Regions from separate parts of the Homo sapiens genome. Here region 1 is linked to region 2. The links are chromatin loops, found by intact Hi-C in ENCODE. Cell type or tissue: ascending aorta. All regions are shown on one strand. Region 1 overlaps COMMD1 (copper metabolism domain containing 1). Region 2 overlaps COMMD1 (copper metabolism domain containing 1).

What was found. Peaks named below come from ENCODE experiments on the same cell type or tissue, not always from the same donor. Only the 100,000 strongest peaks of a DNase experiment are listed, where the experiment ranks them.
Region 1: it touches region 2 in a loop (2.2-fold over the local background); 3 of 110 quality-filtered maps call a loop at or near these places.

Annotation. Positions count from the first base shown.
Region 1 is chr2:62,073,456-62,081,455 of GRCh38, forward strand. The region is part of intron 2 of COMMD1 (copper metabolism domain containing 1); the gene reads left to right. Among named protein-coding and RNA genes, the nearest start is that of B3GNT2, 120 kb to the right of the region's middle. In ascending aorta, no CTCF peak of the experiment used is centred here; no DNase peak of the experiment used is centred here; H3K27ac peaks cover 799 bases.
Region 2 is chr2:62,010,417-62,018,416 of GRCh38, forward strand. The region is part of intron 2 of COMMD1 (copper metabolism domain containing 1); the gene reads left to right. Among named protein-coding and RNA genes, the nearest start is that of COMMD1, 110 kb to the left of the region's middle. RefSeq lists an enhancer at 527-726. In ascending aorta, a CTCF peak has its summit at 3,822; a DNase peak (open chromatin) is centred at 3,925; H3K27ac peaks cover 1,094 bases.

The DNA of each region.
Region 1 (8,000 bases), 63 kb after region 2:
GTTTTACTCTTTCAACTAATTGGCAACTAAAGAATTCCTAAAACATACCCATGACTTGTAAGCCCTTACTTCAAGATGTCCTGCCTTTTTGGGCTGAACCAATGTATACCTTACCTGTAATTTCTATTTCCCTAAAATGCTTAAAACCAAACTGTAACCTGACTGCCTTGGGCATACTTTCTCAGGATCTCTTGAGACTGTACCCTGAGCCATGGTCACTCAAATCGGCCCAGAATAAACCTATTTATTTATTTATTTATGAGACAAAATTTCACTTTTGTTGCCCAGGCTGGAGTGCAGTGGTGCGATCTCGGCTCACTGCAACCTCTGCTTCCTGGGTTCAAGTGATTCTCCTGCCTCAGCCTCCGAAGTAGCTGGCATCACAGGTGCCGCCACCATGCTTGGCTAATTTTTGTATTTTTAGTAGAGTCAGGATTTCACCTTGTTGGCCAGGCTGGTCTTTAACCCTGACCTCAGGTGATCCACCCGCCTTGGCCTCCTAAAGTGTTAGGATTAAAGGCATGAGCCACCGTGCTAAGCTAGAATAAACATCTTCAAAATACTTTACAGTTTATTTTTTCTCTTAACACTATACAAACCAGGGCCAGCCAAATGAGGAAACAGGTAGGGTGAAGTCTAGAAGGATTCCACAGAGCTTCCATGCACTCTTCCTTTGGAATCAGGGCACATCACCCTCCCATCACATCAATGTGTTAATTAACCAGGAAGCTCCATTGAGACTCTCATGTCCAAAGATTTTTATTGAGATTTCATTACATAGGCATGATTGATTGAAGGTTGGCCACATGATTGAACTCAGTCTTCAGCTCTCCTCTGTCCCGAGGTTGGGCTAATATTAACTGGCTCAAAGCCCCATCCCTGTAATCACATGGTTGGTCTTTCTGGCTTGGCCCACCCCTCATCCTGAGTTATCTCATTAGCATGAGCTCCCTGGGGGCCCACAATGAATTGCCTCATTAGTTTAAACTACCAGGGCCCACCATGAATAACAAACACACTCGTGGTCACTTGGGAAATTCCAAGGTTTAGATGCCTTCTACCAGGAACTTGGGACAAACCAGTCAAATTCTGTATTATACAACACTCTGAACCCAGGAGGCTAAACAGTATGCAGGGTTTCTGCTTTCTGTGTTTGGGATGGTCTCTGAACAGCAGTGTCTAGTTTGTCTTCTCTATCTTGTCTATTATCATTTTCACAGCACAGGAAAAACAAAAACTAAGTGGTAAAATCATAACTAGGCATTAACTTCCACTCTAACCAAGTCTTTGGAGCTTCTAGCAGGGGAACTATTAATATATTTGCCATTTCTCCTTTCCCTCTTAGCCATTAAGGCATAGATTGCAAGCTGATGGCTTACAAATTTAGGCTGACAGATGTTTCATTTGGTGCACATTTTGTTTGTGTGGTTTTTTTTTTTTTTTTTTTTTTTGAGGCAAAGTCTCGCTCTTGTTGTCCAGGCTGGAGTGCAATGGCGCAATCTCGGCTCACTTCAACTACTGCCTCCCGGGTTCAAGCGATTCTCCTGCCTCAGCCTCCCTAGTAGCTGGAACTACAGGTGCACGCCACCACACCCAGCTAATTTTGTATTTTTAGTAGAGACAGGGTTTCGCCATGTAGACCAGGCTGGTCTCAAACCCCTGACCTCAGGTGATCCACCCACCTCGGCCTCCCAAAGTGCCAGGATTACAGGCATAAGCCACCATGCCTGGCCTGGTGCACATGTTTTTTAAAAATTTCAATTACATGTCAGTGTTCAAAAAAACAGAATTCATATTAATGTGAACTTTCTGACTTCTCTTTAAAAAAAATAAAAACATCACTGGGCCTGTGTTCCTCTATAGCAGTAATTGGCTAAGGTGGAATAGTGGCTCTTCCCTTTTAAAGGCAATTTAGAATGTCTCCAGTTTATCACAGTCGCTACCCCCACTTCCTCACTCCCATCCTGCAACTTGATCTTTAAGGAATCTCTGAGTTTAAGAGTAAAATTTTAAAAGCCCATCTATAATGTATCACCCTCTGGCTAGAGCCTCTTATTTATGCTGTCTCAATTATCTCTGGATATAATCATATGAGGTAAGCATTGTAACTCCTCTTTTGTAGTTGAACAGAATGAAACTGGATTCATGAGTTTCCCAAATGAATTTCCCAAGGCTTCATAATTCATGAGGAACTAGAACTCAAATCCCATTCATAGTTCCGCTACCCTGGCCCTAGACCTCTGGCTCCCACCCCGTTCTGAGAGCTACAACTCACAATTCAGACACTAACAACACATGTTTTAAGTGTGTGGCACAACTTCTTGCTCAGTATAGCAGCTCAATAAATGCTAACTGACATAAAAATTAAGCACATTTCTTGACATCTGATTTGTATGAACCATATGTTGTCACATGGCAATATAATGGTTTGGAAGTCTTAGAGAAAGAGGTTTTCCAGCAGAATTGCAAGAATATCTCAGTCTGAGACCACTCTGTTGTAAGTTCCTAGACCTTTTTCTCTGAATTCTGTAGGGGGAGAACATAATAAAGGGAATGGAAAAGACCTTGCTGTTGCAATATTCCTTTCCCAGTGTCTTAGCCACCCTGGCTGCATTTGGGAGCTTTGCAAAAGGACTCAGCTTCTCTCATTTTCTCTGACTCTGCCTGACTGTGGTACAAAGTCTCATCCTTTCATCCCTTAACAGATCAGTAATTTGTTGAATGCTTACTATGTTCAAAACACTGTGTAGATGCAATAATGAATCAGATTCCTGTTGGAGGAAAAGAGCTGTGATGTACATAATGTTGTCTTTGTTAGGAAAGGATGATTGTCAGACGAGTGGACAGATAAAGTGCTGAGAGGGACCAAGATGAGGCAAGAGGTGGTGAGGTTGGCATCTGAGAGGGATGCATAAAAGAGGATGTCTTTGGCCTAAGCCTTGAAGAATAGGTAGATAGGAGACAACAGAGATGGGAAAGAGGTCAAGTTGAAAGAACAGTAAAAACAGCGGCCGTCTGCAGTGGCTTACGCCTGTAATCCCAACACTTTAGGAGGCCAAAGCGGCTGGATCGCTTGAGCCCTGGAGTTCGAGACCAGCCTTGGCAACATGGTGAAACCCCGTCGCTACTAAAAACACAAAAACTAGCCGGGCATGGTGGTGGGCACCTGTAATCCTAGCTACTCAGGAGGCTGAGGCATGAGAATCATTTGAACCCCGGAGGCGGAGGTTGCAGTGAGCCGAGATCACACCACTGCACTCCAGTCTGGGCAAAAGAGCAAGACTCCATCTCAAAAATAAAGAAAGAGTAGTAAAAACAAAGGAAAGGAAGGAGAAAGCAGGGGCATATACCAAGACAAACAAGTGGCTTGTTGAGTATTTATTAAGAGTATTTAGGTCAGGCACAGTGGCTCCTGCCTGTAATCCCAGCACTTTGGGAGGCCAAGGCGGGAGGATCATTTGAGCCCAAGAGTTTGAGACTAGCCTGAGCAACATGGCGAGACCCTGTCTCCATAAAAAATAAAAAATTAGCCTGGCATCGTGGCTCATGCCTGTGGCCCCAGCTACTTGGGAGGCTGAGGTGGCAAGATCGTTTGAGCCTGGGAGGTTGAGGCTGCAGTGTGCTATGATTGCACCACTGCCCTCCAGCCTGGGTGACCGAGTGAGACCCTGTCTGAAAAAAAATAATTATTAGAAGAGATTGATGTAACTTGGCAGAGTCAAATGGAAAGTGTTCAGTTACTTACTGTAAACAGACTTGCTCTGTTAAATTTGGTTTAAGAGAAGGAAGAAATAGTATTTATTGTTCCAATTTATAATAAAATTACACATTTATTTTGTTAGGTATACTTGTTAGAATTAATATTATAAAAGGAACAAATAGTGAATTTTAAACACAGGGTTAACCACATTAGTTGCCTCCTTCTATTTTGAGAAGTGACTGATGGAAGGGAAAAACACGTCATTTGAAGGTATTTTTATCTCTCAAATTGGGATTTTCTTTTTCTAGAGTCTGCCAACCAAACAGCGTTGACATTGTTACGCATGTCATAGGCAACTTGTATAGCCTCCCACACATCCCTATTATCATACTTTACTTCACATTGTGGACAGGATCTATTTATATTTCTCTCTCTTCTATGGGATTGCAAATTTCAGGACAGGGACCTAATCTTTGTAACAAAAAGAGCCAAACTCTGTAAAATATTTTAAGAGATTTATAAATAAATAAATAAATATATTTATTCTGAGCCAAATGAGAGTGGTCATGGCCCGTGACACAGCTCTCAGAAGGTCCTGAGAACCCAAGGTGGTCGGGGTGCAGCTTGGTTTTATACATTTTAGGGAGACATGAAGCTTCAAGGAAATACATTTCAGAAATACATTGGTTTGGTACAGAAAGATGGGACAACTTGAAGTGGGGTGGGGCTTCCAGCTTATAGGTAGATTTAAAATTCTTCTGTTTGACAATTGGTTGAGTTTATATAAAGACCTGGGATCAACAGAAAGGAATATCTGGGTTAAGATAAAGAATTGTGGGACTGGGCATAGTGGCTCAGGCCTATAATCACAGAACTTTGGGAGGCCGAAGCAGGCGGATCACGAGGTCAGGAGATCGAGACTATCCTGACTAACACGGTGAAACCCTGTCTGTACTAAAAATACAAAAAATTAGCTGGGCGTGGTGGCAGGCACCTGTAGTCCCTGCTACTCGGGAGGCTGAGGCAGGAGAATGGCGTGAACCCAGGAAGCGGAGCTTGCAGTGAGCGGAGATCACACCAATGCAAAAAAAAAAAAAAAAAAAAAAAAAAAGGTGGAGCCGGGCACGGTAGCTCATGCCTGTAATCCCAGCACTTTGGGAGGCCGAGGTGGGTAGATCATGAGGTCAAGAGTTCGAGACCAGCCTGGCCAGCATGGTGAAACTCTGTCTCTATTAAAAATAAAAAAAATTAGCCGGGCATGGTGGCACATGCCTGTAATCCCAGCCACTCGGGAGGCTGAGGCAGGAGAATGGCGTGAACCCAGGAGGTGGAGCTTGCAGTGAGCTGAAATCGCGCCACTGCACTCTAGCCTGGGCTACAGAGCGAGACTCCGTCTCAAAAAAAAAAAAAAAAGAAAAGAAAAAATGGTGGGGCCAGGCACGGTGGCTCATGCTTGTAATCCGAGCACTTTGGGAGGCCGAGGTGGGTGGATCACAAGGTCAGGAGTTTGAGACCAGCGTGGCCAGCATGGTGAAACTCTATCTCTATTAAAAATTAAAAAATAAAATAAAAGTAGCCGGGCATGGTGGCACATGCCTGTAATCCCAGCCACTCGGTAGGCTGAGGCAGGAGAATGGCGTGAACCCGGGAGGCGGAGGTTGCAGTGAGCCAAGATTGCGCCACTGCACTCCAGCCTGGGCAACAGAGTGAGACTCCATCTCAGAAAAAAAAAAAAAAAAGAATTGTGGTGACCAAAGTTTTTATTTGCAGAGGAAGCCTTCAGGTGGTAGGCTTTAGAGAGAATAGGTTGTAAAATGTTTCTTTTCAGGCTTAAAGTCTGTGTTGATGTTAATATCAGAGAGGTATAATGAGGCATGTCTGACCCCCACCTCCCATCATGTCCTAAACCAGTCTTTCACGTTAAATTTTAAAAGTGCCCTTGTTACAGGAAAGGGGTCCCGAACCAGACCCCAAGAGAGGGTTCTCAGATCTTGTGCAAGAAAGAATTCAGGGTGAGTCCACAGCGCAAAGTAAAAGCAGGTTTATTAAGAAAGCAAAGTAGTGAAAGTACAGCTACTCCATAGACACAGTAGGGCGTTCCTGAAAGAGAAGGAAAGCATCCACCCTGGGTACAGTGCTTGTTTATATACAGGATAAAAAGATCATGGGGGGATGTGCTCTGCTACAAGCATTCGTTCTTAATTACTGTATTTTGCAAGAATCAATATTATTATCTTTAAAGCAAAATTAGGAATGCCTTTGCTCTCCATATATTGGGATATTAGGACAGTCCCAAGTCTGGGTCTGTTTAGTAAATATTATCAATCTGTTCCCTTCACCGGAAACATCTAGAGGCTAGATGCTGGGAAGGCAGCCCAGCAAGTCCCAGCCTCATTTTCCTTGCCCTCACTCAAGATGGAGTTGCTCTGGTTTGAACACCTCTGACACCCTGGCTGAGAAGGAAGTCCATTCAGATGGTTGGAGAGGTGTTAGAAGTTTATTTTGGGTTTACATTTTTTGTGTTTTTTTGGGTAGCATAGTTAATGGACATAGTACGTACTTAGAAACAAACCATTTTTCCTTCAGACTTTATTCCTGGAGACATCACTTTAAACAACATCTTTCCAAGCTCAAGGCAAAATTCTCTCTGCTGGTGTCTGTCAGATGTCAACAGAAAAAAAATGGATTGAACTGGAAATTCACTAAGAATTGGTATAATAAGGCTTTTATGTAGCATTTAAATAAATAGGGAGAGGTGGACTGTGAAGCACTGGAAAGTATTATCTCTGAATATAATCTTTCCAAAAGGTCTGGATATAATCTTTCCAAAAGTTAGCACCCAAAGAATTATACTTCCTGGAAAATGTAAATAGTTTTGCACCTCAGATTTCCTCCTGTAGTAATGACTGGCATTCTGTGTGACTTGCTCTTGTACCTACCTATGGTAAGAATCATATAAACAATATGCTTCCGAAGAATGTCCACAAAGAAAACCAGAATGAAGATGAAGACTTGGGCCAGGAGTAGTGGCTCATGCCTGTAATCCCAGTACTTTGGGAGGCTAAGGCAGGAGAATGATTTGAGCCCAAGAGGTTGAGACCAGCTTGGACAACATAGGGAGACCCTGTCTCTACAAAAATAAAAAATAAAAAAAGAGATGAATACTGGCAATGTGCCTGCCTTATTCACTGCCCTGTTCCTAGTACCCAGTAGAGTTGGCTGAAAATAAGTATACTTTGAGTAAGTGGATAACATTATCTGTTCTGTATACTTGGTGTTTGTTCGTTGGTGCCTGAGATGTACATTTGGGCCATGTTGTGGTCAGGGGAGAAATCACTGGGGGAGTTGTTGAATGTAATTGACTTCCAGCAGAGAAACAGGAGTTCATAGTCCCAATTCTCTTTAAACAGTCACTAAATGGGATAAAGAACTCTCAAGTAAATTTTATTTGTCAAGCTCCTTTTCAAAAATTACAAAAGACTGCTACTGATAAAACTACTGAAAAATACAAAAATATACAAAACTTAAATAAGAGATCCCCATTTCTACCAATATTAGTATTCTTTGACATCATTTCTCCTGCAAATACAAACATAATCATACTTATGGAGTTCTGGATGATAGTTGGAATTTTTTTTTTTTTTTTTACCAAAATTGGCTATATTATATATATTACTCAGGCAAGTTGCTTTACTGAATAGATCATGGCCAACTCTCTGGCTCAACAGATACAAATATAACATTGTTTCTTTTTTAATAGCTGCATAATACTTATTCCATATTCTGGGGAAGGTTCTGTTAATGACATTTAAGATGTTTCTACTTTGTTGTTTTTATTGGTGTTTTTGCTACTACAAACCAGAAAAAAAAAATTCTATATGTATATATACCCTTAGATACTGGTGCTTTTGTTTTTTGATTTTAGGATTAGGATTTCTGTTGCAAAAGGTATACATGCATTAATTTTAATAGCTACTGCTGGATCACTTTTCAGAAGGTTGTAATAGTTCACACTTCTGCCAGCAACATATCAGATTTTTCCTTTGTCTACATCTCTACCATCCCTGAATGTTACCCTCTAGTTTTTCTCAATCTAGATTTTTTTTTTTTTTTTGAGACAGAGTCTCACTGTGTTGCCCAGGCTGGAGTGCAATGGCGTGATCTCGGCTCACTGCAACCTCCGCCTCCCGGGTTCAAGCAATTCTCCTGCCTCAGCCTCCCAAATAGCTAGGATTACAGGAATGTGCCACCACACCCGGCTAATTTTGTATTTTTAGTAGAGACGGGGTTTCTCCATGTT
Region 2 (8,000 bases):
CCTAGTTGATCTCATGTAATTCCTTGCATTTAAATACCATCTATATGGTAATGACTCCCAAATGTATATCTCCAAACTGGATTTCTCCCCTAAATTTCAGATACATATTTATGACATACTGGAGATCCTGACTTAAATGTGTAAAAGGTATCAAAAATTGAATATGCCCAAAACTAAGTTCCTCATATATCTCCAAAACCTGTTCCCCCTGCATTTTTTCTCATCTCAGTTAGTGGCACCTCCATTCTTCCAGTTCATATCTTTTTGTTTTCTCCTACCCACATCCATTCCACCATCAAATCTTGCTGGGTCTGTTTTTAAAATATATCTAAAATTTGAACACTTCTCACCACCCCCAACTACTCTGTTTAGATCACCATCACCTCTCTCCTAGATTATAACATCCTCCTAACCGATGTCTCTGTTTCTGCTTTTCAGTCTGTTTTCAACACACAGCATCCAGAATGACTGTTAATGCATAACTCAGAAAATATATTCATGGCTTTCCAGTTCACTCCAGTGGCTTTCTGTGTCAGTCAGATTAATAGTTCTCTCCCTTACTTCGTCTACTCTAGCTAGACCCACTGGCCTTGTTGCTAATTTCTGAAACATTCCAGGGATCTTCAGGACCTGTATACTTGCTCTTGCCTCTTTCTCAATTCGTCTTACTCCAGATATGGCTAGCCTTTTCACTTCCTTAAAGTCTTTTGTTTTTTTTAATCACCTTCTCATTAGGCCTTCACCAGCTACCTCTCTAAAAGAATTCTCCATGTCCTGCTTTATGTTTTATATTTACAATTGACAATGTATAATACAATAAACTATTTATTTAAAGTGTACAATTTGGTTAATTTTGGCTGGTGTACATGTCTGTGAAAACACCAGTACAGTCAAGAACCAGAACACGTTCCTCAGCCCCTAAATGGGGACTGTGTCCCTTTACAGTCATCCACAATTTGTGGACAACTGCTGGTCTGCCTTTTGTTACTTTAGTTGTTTTTCTTCTTGTTACTTATTACTACCTAGCATGCTATTTTACTTATTAATCTTGTCAGTGCTCCAGATTAGCATTTAAGAGGACAAAGATTTTTTTTTTTTAATTGCTGCATCCTCACAGTCTTGGATGCCTCCCGGCACATGGTGTTCAGTTAATATTTCTTGAGTGGATAAATCACGTAACTCACTATAAAGCATCTCCTATGTGTCAGACACTACATAGGAGTTGAGGATGTATCAGTGAACAATACAGACAAGTTTATTATCTTATGGAGCTCACAGTGAAAGAAAGTTGTTAATAATTAGTGTAAGAAATTTTATCAGAGATGGAAGAGCCTTACCAAAGCTCAAAAGATGGAATGGCTATCTTTACCCAGGAAGTTGAAGAAGGCAGTTCTTAAGAGGTGACATTTACATATGATTTTTCCAACATCGTAAACTCTGTGATCCAGAGCTGAGAATCATGAAATAAGAACAACAAAAAAGTTGATACAGGCAAGATGGATTCTCTAGAGTTTATGAACATATCTTTGCATTTAATGCATAGATGTATGACTGGGCGCAGTGACTCGTGCCTGTAATCCTGGCACTGTGGGAGGCTGAGGTAGGTGGATCATTTGAGGTCAGGAGTTTGAGACCAGCCTGGCCAACCTGGTGAAACTCCGTCTCTACTAAAAAATACAAAAAAATTAGCTGGGGCTGGGTGTGGTGGCATGCACCTGTAATCTCAGCTGCTTGGGAGGCTGAGGAACGAGAATCACTTGAACCCAGGAGGCGGAGGTTGCAGTGAGCCAAGATCACGCCATTCCACTCCAGCCTGGGTGACAGAGTGAGACCTTGTCTCAAACACACACACATACACACACACACACACACACACACACACACACACACACACGTGACCTTTGGCAGTGATTTTTTTTTTTTTTTTTGAGATGGAGTCTTACTCTTGTTGCCCAGGCTGGAGTGCAGTGGCTCTCACCGCAATCTCTGCCTCCCAGGTTCAAGCAATTCCCCTGCCTCAGCCTCCTGAGTAGCTGGGATTACAGGCATGCACCACCACGCCCAGCTAATTTTGTGTTTTTAGTAGAGACGGGGTTTCTCCATGTTGGTGAGGCTGGTCTTGAACTCCCGACCTCAGTTGATCCACCCGCCTGGGCCTCCCAAAGTGCTGGGATTACAGGAGTGAGCCACCGCACCCGGCCCCTTTGGCAGTGATTTAGTACAAGTCCCTAGTGATTGCCATTTCTTTCTCACCACCTCCCACAATGTTGATTTTCCATTTTTTCAGCCCGCTGTCAGTAAGAAGTAGCAAGAAGTAAATTGGCAGAAAAGCTATTATAAGCAAAAGGAAGATTCACTTAGCTAGTGATTCAAAGCATCACTATATGTCAGACTCATCTGAGGAGCTTAAAAAGAAATTAAGATGCCCAGACCCCATCTCAAAGTAAGTGGCTTTACTTTAATTTGAGTGAAGGAAGATTTCTTCTCTGAGGTGAGCTGAGCTTTGAATGACAAGAAGGAGGCAGCCCCAGGAAGATCTGGGGGCACAAAATACAGGCAGAGGGAGCAACCAAGGCAAGAAATTAGCCTTGTTAAGAATTTTAAGTGTAATGGGAAGCCATTAGAGGGTTTTAAACAAGGAAAGATGTGATGTGACTTATATTCTAATAGGATTGCCTTGATTCACCTATGGAGAATGGATTTCTGGGATCTCAGTACTGGGATACTGAGATCCCAGGGGGAAAATATCACTAAGGTTGGAATTGCTTTTCTGCACATTAAAAGCAATTCTCTTTTTCCTTGAAACCTCCATGTGATGTTAATTAGGTAAATGGGATTTCAAGGAAAAAAAAAATACAAAACAACAAAAAGAAAAACTGTTATCCTTCATTCTCTTAATAAGATGAGGTATTCAGAAATGAATGGAGCCAATATTAATATTCCACTCCAAAAAATAGTAGAAATGAGTTTACATGGACTTCTCACAATCTCCATTCCACATTTCCATCTCTGTTTCTCATTTATGACAGGTCCCTTCCTTTAAAAACTTTTTTTATTATAATATGTTCCAAAACTTGTTTGTCAAACCTAGGGATAACTAATAAAAATCAGTATTGTAGGGGGAAAAAAGTGAAAGCAGGAGGCCACTTACTGGGCTCTCACAGTGGTCCAGGTGAGATAACGGCATGGAAATAGAGGTAATTTTAAGGAAGTGAAGTGAGCAGGTAGAGTGTAGGTTTTGAATATGGGTGAGTTGCTTTGAGTTGACTTGGAAGGGATGTAGAGAATGAGAGAAAGTGAGGAATTGGGGGTAACACCTTGTTTTTTCTTGTAAGACTATGTTAGCATAATTTGGTAATTCTAGTCATTGTTAAAACAGTCTTATTGCAGTGTTGACTGTCTAACATACAACTTGAGTTTTCTGGTAGCTATAATTACCCCTTCCACTTGGGGAAAAATATGAAAGAAATCATTTAACATTTGGCAGTTAAGAAGATGTTGTTTGTGCTGAAGTAATTTTATTTTTAAAACTCTCAACTTACAGAGAGATGCACTTGAGATTACTGAACATAAATTTTTTATAGACTTTAAAAGAAAATCATTGTTTCTTATGATGTGCCCTTTCTTATGTATACTATACCCAATAAAATGATTTAAAGAGGAGGAGAGAAAAAGATGAGTGTCTTTGCAGATTCATTGACCCTGTGAGAATAGGGCTTTGGCACTGCTGAAGTCCTCAGCCTCTGACTAGTAGCTTGCCAGCACGCAGCCCCTGGTGTTGGACTTCGTTCAGCTGTTCAGGCTGTCTGTTTCTATTCTTGCAGACAGATGGGGTGCTTGAGAGGAAGCCAGGAAGCCAAGCCTTAAGAGGACTTGGAAGCAATTTTTGGATATAAATCCCTTGTCCTAAACTCAGGGCAACAGTGTATCCTGCCCAGCAGTGTTGAACTGCCTGTGTTTGTCTAGTATGTGTGTACTGGCTGGTTGGCTCTGGGCTTCATTCCATGTATGCCACTGCTCTATTGCCAAGATAAATGTAGAAGGCCTCTGGCCCAAGCCCTTCTTTAGTACTTAAAAAAAAAAAATTGTGGTAAAATACACATAACAAAATTTTACCATTTTAACCTTTTTTTTTTTTTTTTTTTTTTTTTTTTTTTTTTTTTGAGACAGAGTCTTGCTCTGTCACCCAGGCTGGAATGCAGTGGTGCAATCTTGGCTCACTGCAACCTCTACCTCCTGGGTTCAGGCGATTCTTCTGTCTCAGCCTCCCGAGTAGCTGGGACTACAGGTGTGCACCACCACGCCAGGCTAATTTTTGTATTTTTAGTAGAGATGGGGTGTCACCATATTGGCTTGGCCAGTATGGTCTTGAACTCCTGACCTCATGATCCACCCCCCTCAGCCTCCCAAAGTGCTGGGATTACAGGTGTGAGCCACTGCGCCCGGCCATTTCAGCAGTTTTTAAGTGTACAGTCCAGTGGTATTAAGTACAGCCCAGTGGTATTAAGTACAGATGGTTTTCTTTTTTAAGAGATGGCAGTCTTGCCACCCAGGCTGGAGTACAGTGGCATGATCATAGCTTACTGTAGCCTCAAGTCCTGGGCTCAAGCAGTCCTCCTGCCTCCACCTCCCAAAGCACTCGGATTACAGATGAGCCACTGCATCCAACCCATTCATGATGTTGTATAACCATCACCACTATTTGCAGATCTTTCTTTTTTAAATCCCAAACAGAAATTCAGTACACATTAAACAATAATTCCCAATTTCCATCTCTTCAGCCCCTGGTAACCTCTTTTCTACTTTTTTCTCTGTGTATTTGCCTATTCTAGGTACCTCATATAAATAGAACCACACAATATTTGTCCTTTTGTGTCTGGTTTATTTTACACATAGTGTCTTCAACTTTTATCGTTGTTGTAGTACATATCAGGATTTCATTCCTTTTAAAGGCTGAATAATATTCCATTGTGTACATATACCACATTTTGTTTATCCATTTATCTGTTGATGGATATTTGAGTTGTTTCCACCTTTTGGCTCTTGTGACTAATCTGCTGTGAACATGGGTATACAAATATCTATTTTAGTCTCTGTTTTTAATTCTTTTGGGTATATACTAGGAGTGGACTTGTTGGATCATACGGTAATTCTATGTTTTAACTTTTTAAGGAACTGACAAACTATTTTCTACAGCAGTTGCTCAATTTTACGGTTTTTTGCAGTACATGAAGTTTCCAGTTTCTGTACATCCTCACTAACACTTGTTAGTTTCTGGGTTTTTTTTTTTTTTCTTTTTTTTTTTTGATAGTTGTCATCCGAATGTATATAAAGTGGTATCTCATTTAGTTTTGAGTTGAAGTCCTTAATGATTAGAGATGTTGAACATCTTTTTATGTGCTTATTGGGTTTGCCCTTTTTGTTTGTTTTTTTGAGACAAGAGTCTTGCTCCATCTCCCAGGCCGGAGTGCAGTGGTGCAATCTTGGCTCACTGAAACCTCCGCCTCCCAAGTTCAAGTCATTCTCTTGCTCAGCATCCTGAGTAGCTGGGATTACAGGCACACACCACCACACCTGGCTAATTTTTGTATTTTTAGTAGAGACAGGGTTTCACCACTTTTGGCCAGGCTGGTCTTGAACGCCTGACCTCAGGCAATCTACCTGCCTTGGCCTCCCAAAGTGCTGGGATTACATGCGTGAGCCACGATGCCCGGCCAGGTTTGCCCATTTTCAAAAATCTTTTTTATTTTTCTTTCTTTTCTTTTTGTCTCTCTTTTTTCTTTTCTTTTCTTTTTTTTTTTTTTTTTTTCGAGACAGGGTCTTGCTCTATCGCCCAAGCTGGAGTGCAGTGGCACAATCTCGGCTCACTGCAACCTCTGCCTCCCAAGCTCCAGTGTTCCTCCCACCTCAGCCACCTGAGTAGCTGGGACTACAGGTGCAAGCTACCATGCCTGGTTAATTTTTTATATTTTTTGTAGAGACGGGGTTTTGCCATGTTGCCCAGGCTGGTCTTGAACTCCTGGGCTGAAGCAAGCCACTGCCTCGGCCTTGCAAAGTGCTGGGATTATAAGCATGAGCCACTGAACCCAGCCTCTTTTTTTTTTTTTTTCCTACACCAAACACCTGAACTCATTTTATGCACTTTTATTGTTTTTTTTGTTGTTGAGTTGTAGGAGTTTTTTTAAATGTATTCAGGATATCAATCACATATTAGATATATGGATTTGCAAATATTTTCTCCCGGTCTGGGTTTTCACTCCCCTCCAGATCATATCCTTTGATGCATAAAAGTTTTAAATTTTGATGTGGTCCAGTTTATTTTTACTTTTGTTGCCTGTGCTTTTGGTATCCTATCCAAGAAGTCATTGCCAAATCCAATGTCATGAAACTTTTCCTCTCTGTTTTCTACTAAGGGTTCTATAGTTTTCACTCTTAGGCTTAGGTCTTTGATCCACTCGAGTTAATTTTTTCATATGATATGAGGCCATTCTTAACATTTTGTATGGATTTTTAAAAAATGATTTATGCTACTAGGGAAACAGAAAAAAGGACTTCTGAACTTGAAGCTGATAAGTTGTAAATTTATCATGTTTCTGAATTTTCTAGATAACTCTGTATAATTAATTAAACAGAGCTCTTATCACCCAAGACATTAATGAGTGGTAGTCTCTAGGAACCAGCTCAGATTAACTGCCAAATAAGCTAAACTTCCTTTTTATTGCCAGAGTTATTAACCTAAGTGGATTATAAGTCAATAACAGAGGAAATATATCTGAATTTTAATGAGCCATTTTATAGTCTTGTGGATACAGTACAAAAGCCTGAACTGAATTATGATAAACCTAGTGAATGTAACAGTGTTGATCACAAAATTAGTTTGATCTTTGATCCTGTGATACTGGCCTCCGTCCACACACACACTTCTTAGTCTAAAGAAAACAGCCTAGTCTTCTTAGAATATCATTTAAAGGCTGGGTGCAATGGCTCATGCCTCTTATGCTAACACTTTGAGAGGCCAAGGCAGGCAGATCACTTGAGCCCAGGAGTTCAAGACCAGCCTGGGCAACATGGTGAAACCCTATCTCTACAAAAAATTAAAAAAAATTAGCAGGGCATGGTGGTGCACACCTGTAGTCCCAGCTGCTTGGTAGACTGAAGTGGGAGGATTGCCTGGGCCCAGGAGTTTGAGGCTGCAGTGAGCTGTGATCATGCCACTGCACTCCAGCCTGGGTGACAAGAGTGAGACCCTGTCTCCAAAAAAAGAAAAAAAAAAGAAAAATGAAGGTATCTTTTGGCTGTGTGGCTCTGTTCATGTAATTCTTTAAAAACGCTGACTTCAGGCTGGGCATGGTGGCTCACGCCTATAATACCAGCACTTTGGGAGGCCAAGGCAGAACGATTGTTTGAGTTGAGAACAGGAGGTCAAGATCAGCCTGGGCAACACAGGAAGACCCCATCTCTACAAAAAATTTTTAAAATTACCTGAGCATGGTGGCATGCACCTGTAGTCTCAGCTACTTGGGAGGCTGAGATAGGAGGATCACTGGAGCCTGGGAGGGGAGATTGAGGCTGCAGTGAGCCATGATTGTACCTCTGCACTCCAGCCTGGGCGTCAGAGCATGACCTATCTCAAAAAAAAAAAAAAGTCTGACTTTATGTGGAGGTAAGATCATGGGTAGCAGGCCCATACGCATCTTTTCAGGTACTTCCGTCTTCCCAACACATGTATATTGATGAAAGGTGGATTCTTATTTTCCCTGCTTAGGTCACATGGCACATGGCTACCCAGGGGGAAGTCACTGTTCATTGGAATTAGGGTAATTTAGGGAAGGTATAAATTGACAGCTGATACCACAGGGAATAAGTGAGGAGCAGTTCACCAAAGGAATTAGGCATGCTGGACAAACAAAACCAATATGATACAAAGGTACTTTTGTCAAAATAAAAAACTAAAAGTAGTACTTTGTTACTAACTAAACTCCAGATTTTATTTCTATTTC